Regions from separate parts of the Homo sapiens genome. Here regions 2 and 3 are each linked to region 1. A link is a loop called in an ENCODE intact Hi-C map of the cell type or tissue named here. Cell type or tissue: sigmoid colon. All regions are shown on one strand.

Evidence for each region. A loop is a pair of places that touch in the nucleus more often than their neighbours do. Peaks named below come from ENCODE experiments on the same cell type or tissue, not always from the same donor. Only the 100,000 strongest peaks of a DNase experiment are listed, where the experiment ranks them.
Region 2: a loop joins it to region 1, with 7 times the contacts of the local background. A loop is called at or near these places in 1 of 110 quality-filtered maps.
Region 3: a loop joins it to region 1, with 2.3 times the contacts of the local background. A loop is called at or near these places in 1 of 110 quality-filtered maps.

The regions. Positions count from the first base shown.
Region 1 is chr11:45,077,852-45,080,351 of GRCh38, reverse strand. No RefSeq gene overlaps it. Among named protein-coding and RNA genes, the nearest start is that of PRDM11, 68 kb to the left of the region's middle. RefSeq lists a silencer at 214-283. In sigmoid colon, no CTCF peak of the experiment used is centred here; DNase peaks (open chromatin) are centred at 1,081 and 1,781; H3K27ac peaks cover 741 bases.
Region 2 is chr11:44,453,114-44,455,613 of GRCh38, reverse strand. No RefSeq gene overlaps it. Among named protein-coding and RNA genes, the nearest start is that of CD82, 110 kb to the left of the region's middle. In sigmoid colon, no CTCF peak of the experiment used is centred here; DNase peaks (open chromatin) are centred at 1,553 and 2,143.
Region 3 is chr11:44,591,482-44,593,981 of GRCh38, reverse strand. All of the region lies in intron 2 of CD82 (CD82 molecule), which reads right to left. Among named protein-coding and RNA genes, the nearest start is that of CD82-AS1, 13 kb to the left of the region's middle. In sigmoid colon, no CTCF peak of the experiment used is centred here; DNase peaks (open chromatin) are centred at 605 and 1,531; H3K27ac peaks cover 954 bases.

The sequences.
Region 1 (2,500 bases):
CTTCCTCCCGGAAGTCACAGTCTTTACAATCTCCCCCAAGTGGGACGGCAGCCTGAGTGCTGTCAGGCTCACCTGCAGAGGGACTCCCGTCCTGGGCCCTGGAGCTGGCGCTGGGGTGGGGGTGGGAGCCTGACACCCACTCCGGCCCCCTACAGATGGTCCAATGCCTCGTTGGCAGAGCAAGTGTTCATTGAACACCTGCTGAGTGTGGCTTGCTGTACTGGGTGCTGGTGGGGGGAGGGTGAGGGATGGGGAAGCATTGGGGGCGAAGAAAGAAATAGAAGACTGGGGGAGTGGAGAAGCCCACACGCAGGTTTAGAACAATCACTAAGCAGCCTGCCAGGCAAAGCGAAACACACTCATCAGAATCCAGTCTGCGTGAGCTTATTCAGCAGGCCAGGCTGGTATCTCAGAGGTGTGGGGTGTGTGCTGGCGTGGGAGGGGGGCAGGGAAGACACAGGGGCAGACAGGACTTATGTTCCAGTCCTGAGGCCACACACCATGGACAAGGCCATTGCTGTGTGGCCTTGGTAAGTTACTTACCCTCTCTGAGCCTCAGCCATTCCCCTTTCTGTGCTTCCCCCAGTGTATACAACCTGGAAAATTGCCAGCTTAAACCAAATTTTCTGACACTTAGCAAGGGATGTGGCTTCTTGGTCATCTGAGTGGTCTGTCAGCTAGAGGCCCATGTCACCCCAACAGGCAGTATAGGGTCATGATTAGAAACCTTGTGCTTTGGGGTCACAGACCTTCACTGAAAGCCACCTCTGCCACAGGCATATCAATGCCCTTGTCTATAGAATGAGCAGATCTGTCGGCATCTTTGCAGGGAGGATTCAGTGAAATTCACTCCTGGCTGGGGAGCGGGGTGTCTGGACAGCATCTCGGAGAAGGGGCAGAGGACATGAGGTTCACAAAGCACTGCCTTCCTCCTTTGCTTTGATTCATTTTAGTTGCAGTAGTCACTTGTTGGAGATGTTAATGAATACAAAAGCCAGAGAGTGTTTCACTTTTTTCAAAGACTGCACGAGTTATGAGGTTTGAGGAGTGCCAGGGTACAGGATGGAAGGGGCCCAGCGCTGTGCCTGGCGCTTGGTGAGCTCTCCTGAGTGTTACAAGACAGACTTCTTCCCACTGCTTCCTCTCTTTAGTGTCTTCCGATGAAGACACTCCTCCCCTTTCTCCTTCTCAGCTGTGTTTGTTCCCTAGAGACAGCTGGAGCTCCACCCCCCAACAGCCCCTAAGCAGGGGGGGGCCTCTCCCCTGCAGCAGCCTGGCTCTGGGCTAATCCTAAACCCTCTCCTAATTAAAGAGCATATAATTTAGGGATTAAGTGTGAAGTGATTAAAATTAGAGACCTGTGTGCCAATCCTGGCTTACTATTCACTGGCTGTGTGACCTGGGGCAAATTACTTAGCCTCTCTGTGCTTCAGCTTCCTCCTCCAAAAAAAAAAAAAAACATGGACTAAGGCACCCACGTCACAGGGCTGTTGTCAAGATGAATCGAGTAAGTGCATGTGAAACATTTAGCATGCACTAAGCAGTCAATGAACATGCAGCTGTTCTTCAGGTTAAAGCCACACTGGCTATTGGTTGCCTTCTGTTTTCTTTACTTTCGCAGAGCCACCTCCCGCCATGGGCCAGTCTGGCTGGAAACTGTAGGAGTGAATAAGAGAAGGATCCATGTGAGTGCGTGGTCAAAATAGAAGTTGCCGTGGAAAGGCGAGAGATGAGTCTGCCAGTGAGAGCCTGTCTGGATGTCGTCAGCTGTGATGGGCCTACAGGTTGTCACGGACTTGGCGGCTCTCCGACGACTGCTGAGCAGTCTTCTATGTATAAGAATCCAGAGCCTGTCGGGATGAACCAGGGTGTAGGGAGTCAGTGTTAATGGCGCTTGGGAGCTGGGTTCAGCGGGGAGGTTCCTCAGAAGGGTCCGGACTCCATCACAATCATTGCAGATGGAGTTGGACTCTAGCCAGCAGAGAGGAGTAGTCACAGAAACTGTGGAGGCCAGAACAAGCTGATCTGAGCCCTAGGGGGTTAAAATTCTTTCTTCCCTCCCCACTCACCTCAGAAAAGTGACCTGGGACCTTGTGACCAAGCAAGTGAAAATTCAATTCATTATCTCATAAATGCCTTCAAGAGTTGGTAGACCTAAGAGTACAAAAGAATACAAGATTCCCCCCACTTCCAAAAATCCTAAGAGTTGAAAGGGTGAATACATGTGCATATGGTCAGAGTTGAAACCTACAAATGCAGGCACATGATCAACCCTGTGTAGGCATAGACAAGAATTAAGGAGTGTGTGGATTACCAGAATCCAGGGATTGGGCTGAAGAGCTGGGGAGACAAACCCTCATTTTTTTTTATGCCTGTGACATAGAACTTAGGGAGTCCCCCTAGGCCACCACATCCAGGAGAAATTCCCTATCCTAAGCAACCTCAACTGAAGGGCTCATAACGGCCTTCTTGGGGGCTAAGCCACCCCAGTTAACTGAGA
Region 2 (2,500 bases), 620 kb after region 1:
CCTCCCAACAACCTTTGGGTTAAGTCTTATTACTATTATCTGCACTTTACAATGAGGAAAGCAATACTTTTTTTTTTTTTTTTGAGACAGAGTCTTGCTCTATTGCCCAGTTTGGAGTACAGTGGCACAATCTCGGCTTACTACAATCTCTGCCTCCCGGGCTCAAGAAATTCTTGTGCCTCAGCCTCCTGAGTAGCTGGAACTACAGGTGTGGGCCACCATGCCTGGCTACTTTTTTTCTGTATTTTTAGTAGAGATGGGTTTTTGCCATGTTGGCCAGGCTGGTCTTGAACTCCTGACCTCAGGTGATCTGCCCACCTCAACCTTCGAAAGTGTTGGGATTACAGGTGTCAGCCACCGTGCCCAGCCAAGCAAGACATTTTTAAAGTCTAGAAGCATCAACCTAGATTTTTTTTCTACACACACCACACATACACACACACACACACACACACACACACACACACAAAAACATGTGGTTCACAAACATGTGGGCGTATCATACATATCATTTAGCAACCTCTTATCCAGATCTGACTTTGAAAATCCTAAACCAGGATTCCATGGTCTGTGTTGTCATTTAGGGGGCCATAAGATTATGGTAAAGCAAGGGTGTCCAGACCCCCATGGCTTGTCCTCTCAAACTCTGCTCAGACAGGGAGGTGCTGCTGAGATCCGTCCATCCTGGCGTGGAGCCACAGCAGGCACCCTCAGTGAGGGAGAGCAGACAGAAATGCCTGGCAAAGGCCCTTGGTCTGGAGCCCAGGGCCCAGCGTCTCCCCAGGATCTACTCTCTGTCTTTTAATAGCCTGCATGCTAATGGATAACAAGGTCATCCTGCATCATTCTCGAAACCCTGATGGCATCAAAAAGTGCTAGAGCTGGAAAGGACCACAGACACTCTGCATTTGACAGAGGAGGACACCATGGCAGAGAGGGAAGGGGCAGGGTCCAAGGCCACCCCACAGGTGAAGGGGGGTCAGACCCCACCCACCCGTGGCAAAGGGCAGCCCGGCCTAAGATCTAGGCCTGATTTCTGCAAATGTTTGTTGAGTGAGTAAATGCATAATCTACCATCCTGACTGTCCTGTCACTTCCCTGACATTATTCTCTGCTTCTCCCTGGCGTGGATATAAAATATTGGCCTGCCTCAAAGGCTCTGAATCAATGCACATCCCTCGAGACACCTTCAGAGATTCTGAATCAGGAGGTTTTTGGAGAGGAGTCAGGAGTTTGAATTGTAAACAATGCTTCCCCTCTTCCCCGCCCTACTGGAGCTCCTGGGTGCAAAGTGATGCCAGTGTAGATGCCCAGGGTGGGTGATTTGACCACTGTTTCCCTCTGTAGCTTCCTCCTCTACCAGGCTGCAGAATGCTCCCAGCTGACAGTCCTGGCATTGTTCAGAAACCTGTGGGCCCTGCCCCTCCCTTTGGACCATTTACCCAAAGCAGAGAGCGGTGGGGTGAGCTAACAGGAGGCCTGGCTCCCCTCCGACACTCACCCTCAACACCCACCAGGCTTAGCCTGGGAGAGCCGATGAGTGTCTATTACCATAGCAGGCCCCATAAAAAGGATTATAGGCTGTTGCTGAGTTTACAAGCCTGTTCTCGTAAAGCTGCCAGACTTGGGGTGGCCACAGCCCCTCTGGAAGGAGGATGAAAAGGAATGTTCCCTCTGCCGGATGCAAACACCCATTGCTTTCATGGGAACCATAGTGGCCTGGTTGAAAGAGCACTGGACCATGAATCAGAAGACCTGGATCAAATGGAAAGACAGCAGCTCACAGCTGAGCTGCCATCAGCTGGACCCTAGCCCTCTCCAAACCACTACTTTCCCATCTGTGAAGTGGGTGCTGCACTAACCTCTCAAAAGTGGTCGTGCACAGGACTCCAGCTAAACCTTCGATGTTGTGAAACTGTCACAGGGCCCGCATCAGAGGATATGACTTTGAATAGTGAGGGAGTCTCTCTGCTCATGGGGAAATAGGACTCTCTTCAGCAAAGTTGGAAAAGAGAGGTATGCTCATGGTCCCTTTTTCCATCACCAGTCCGGTGCCTGGGGCTAAAGATGTGGCCTCACAGACAGAGGGCAGCAGGGGAGGACAGAGATCTGGGCCAGCCCCAAGAGACCCCCCAGGCCTCTCTGGCATCTGGCCAGGCTGGCTTCCTAGCAGCCCTCACCATGTTCAGGCCTGGTTTGTGTCTGGCAAGAAGCCCCAGGCTAAGCCAGTCTGTGCCCGCTTGACACTTGATCTCAGGGCTCTTTCCCCTGTCGGCCTCCAAACCTGGATTGTCTGTGTCAGGCCCTTCTGAATTGATCAAACCCAGAGCCCTGGAGCCTGTGGACAGTCTGTAAAATGTGAGGCACGACTGGGTGTTTCTCAAGAGCACTTCCTCCATCAGTAGACGAGGCAGCCCCAGAGGTGGGGAAGGGACAGCCGCTGCTCCCCATAGAGTTTCAGGAACATTTCCAGTGAATGTGTCTGGACAGGGGTTTTGAA
Region 3 (2,500 bases), 490 kb after region 1:
CTAATCAAAATTGGGCTCATTCTGTATAGTGTTTTCTAGCCTGTTTTTTTCATTCTACAATCTTCACTCTCTATATGTTGATAAAATGCTCTTCATAGTTTCACATGTTGCATAGGATTCCATCCTATTAGTACTTATTAACATTTGGGGGCTCACAGAGTCCCCCAAAAAATTCATGTGTAGTTAGCATTTTGTGATGCTAATAATTTCTGGGAGTTCATGGACCTCTGAAACCCATTCAGGAACCCCAGTGGCCCCAGGTTAAAGTCTCAGATGTGGCCATCCCATAAAAGCATTTAACTGATACTCTAAGATTGGACACACAGGTTGTTTCCAAGTTTTCACAGTCTCCCCGATGACACAAGTTGTGCTTCTGAAATGACACAAACCATGCTTGGGCATGCTGTGCCCCCTCCACTCCAAAAGACCCCAGGTGAGGGGAGGGCCCCGGGAGGAAGAGGGAAGCTGGAAGCTGACTGTTCTCACCCTGACTCAGAGGCCAGAAAATCCAGGAGTGCCAGCCGCCAGCCTTCAGACCCTTTGGGGCAAAGGGAGCCAGCACCGCCGGGCAGCTGGGGCCTGGACAGCTGGCCTGGGACAGCTGCATGGGCAGAGCTGGGCTGGGGGGGTGGAGGGGACGGCACCAGGCCCACTTGTGTTTCCCTGCCTTATGGAGGGGGAAGGGCAGGCCACAGAGCAAAGGGAAAGGAAAGCCGGAGGCCCGGGCTTCACTCCTTCTTCCTCCAGCACCACTTGAAAGTCTTCAATTTCCCCGGCTACACACAGGTTCCCTACTCTTTTCTGGACATGCTAACGATCAACAATCTTCCATCCTCCTTGTCAAGTGGGAGCTCAGCTTCCACTTCACACACCTCCGGTGATGGGGAAGGTGGCTAATGAGGAGGGTTCATGACCTCCCAAGGGGTCCAGTCCAGTTTTCTTTCCTCTAACAGCTTTGTTACAGGAAGTTTTCTTTAAGTGCCTTTTTAAAGGGCAGATTTGGGAGGTATAATATGAAGCAAAGCTGCCCAAGTTAGGAAAAAGCTGCCTGGGTGGTAGTGAGCTTCCCATCACAAGCGGCATGGAAGCAAAGTCTAAAAAAATACTCCTGGGGGATTTAAGTGCTATGTAGGGAGATTAGACTAAATGGCTCTTCCAGTCTAGGGGGCTCCAAGGCCTGGGTCTGAGAATTGCAGAGATGGCAGTGACTCGGGAGCCAGGGCAGTGCAACCTGGGCAACTCCCCAGACCTAGAGAGGAGAAAACATGACTTCCCCGTGCCCAGGAAGCCAGAGATCTTCAATGCCCAAACCCCGTCCTGGCCTAGGAAGGCCTCCTGGGAGTCTGCACTACATCAAGGATAGCTATTGTTTTTCCTCTCTCTCACCTCCCAGCACAGAGCCTGACATACCACAGGCACTTCACAGACTCCAGGAACTAAACAGCAAGAGAAGAGAGATTCTCTCCCAAAGCCAGGCGGCATCTGTTCTTCTTTCCTACCACGGATCTGCTGTGTTTCAGCCTGACCAGGTCTCCTCCCAGTAAACAATACGGGGCATGCCCCAAGAGACCAACCAGGTTCAGCGCCCAAGCAGCAGTAGCTAGGCCACCCCTTCACCAGAAGAACATCCACTAACTGCAGTCCGCCAACAAACTATGCGTCTTGGCAATGGGGCCATTGGCATCCTTGTGAAATTGCAGAAGTGTGGAAAGAGTTCTTTGGCAACCCTGAGTCAGATCCACGGTGTTGCAGTTTCAGAAAGTCCGGGAAAGGGGTTTCTACACTTTCCAGCTCACACATCCTCTGCTCAGCCTCACGGTGGGGCATTCAGCAAAGGGCAGCTTTTAGAAAAGAATAAGTATAGGCCGGGCACGGTATCTCATGCCTGTAATCCCAGCACTTTGGGAGGCCGAGACTGGCAGAAGACCTGAGGTCAGGAGTTCGAGACCAGCCTGGCCAACATGGTGAAACCCCATCTCTACTAAAAATACAAAATTAGCCAGGCGTGGGGGTGGGTGCCTGTAATCCCAGCTACTCAGGAGGCTGAGGCACAAGAATCGCTTGAACCCAGGAGGTGGAGGTTGCAGTGAGCTGAGATTGCGCCACTGCACTCCAGCCTGGGCAACAGAGACTTTGTCTCAAAAAAAATAAAAACAAAAATAAGAGTAAGTATGACGTCTGTAAGGAGAAGGAGTGGCCGCCAGGGAATAGCAACTACTACAAGTGGCCATGTTCAGACATCATCCCCCATCATCCTCACAACCAGCCCAGGAAGTGAGTATTCCTATCCCTGGCAGACCAGAGGCTCAGACAGGTTCAGTAACTTGCCCAAGTCACACAGGTCATAAGTGGCAGTGGTTTTCAGACCCCAAGATCTTTCTTCTGTGAAGTGGTCCCTCCTGGACAGTAGCCAGGATTATAAAGGGATCTTTGGGGACGGCTGGGTTTCCTTTGTCCAGTTAGGTGTGAGGACAAAATGACTGCTCAGAGGAGCTCTGCT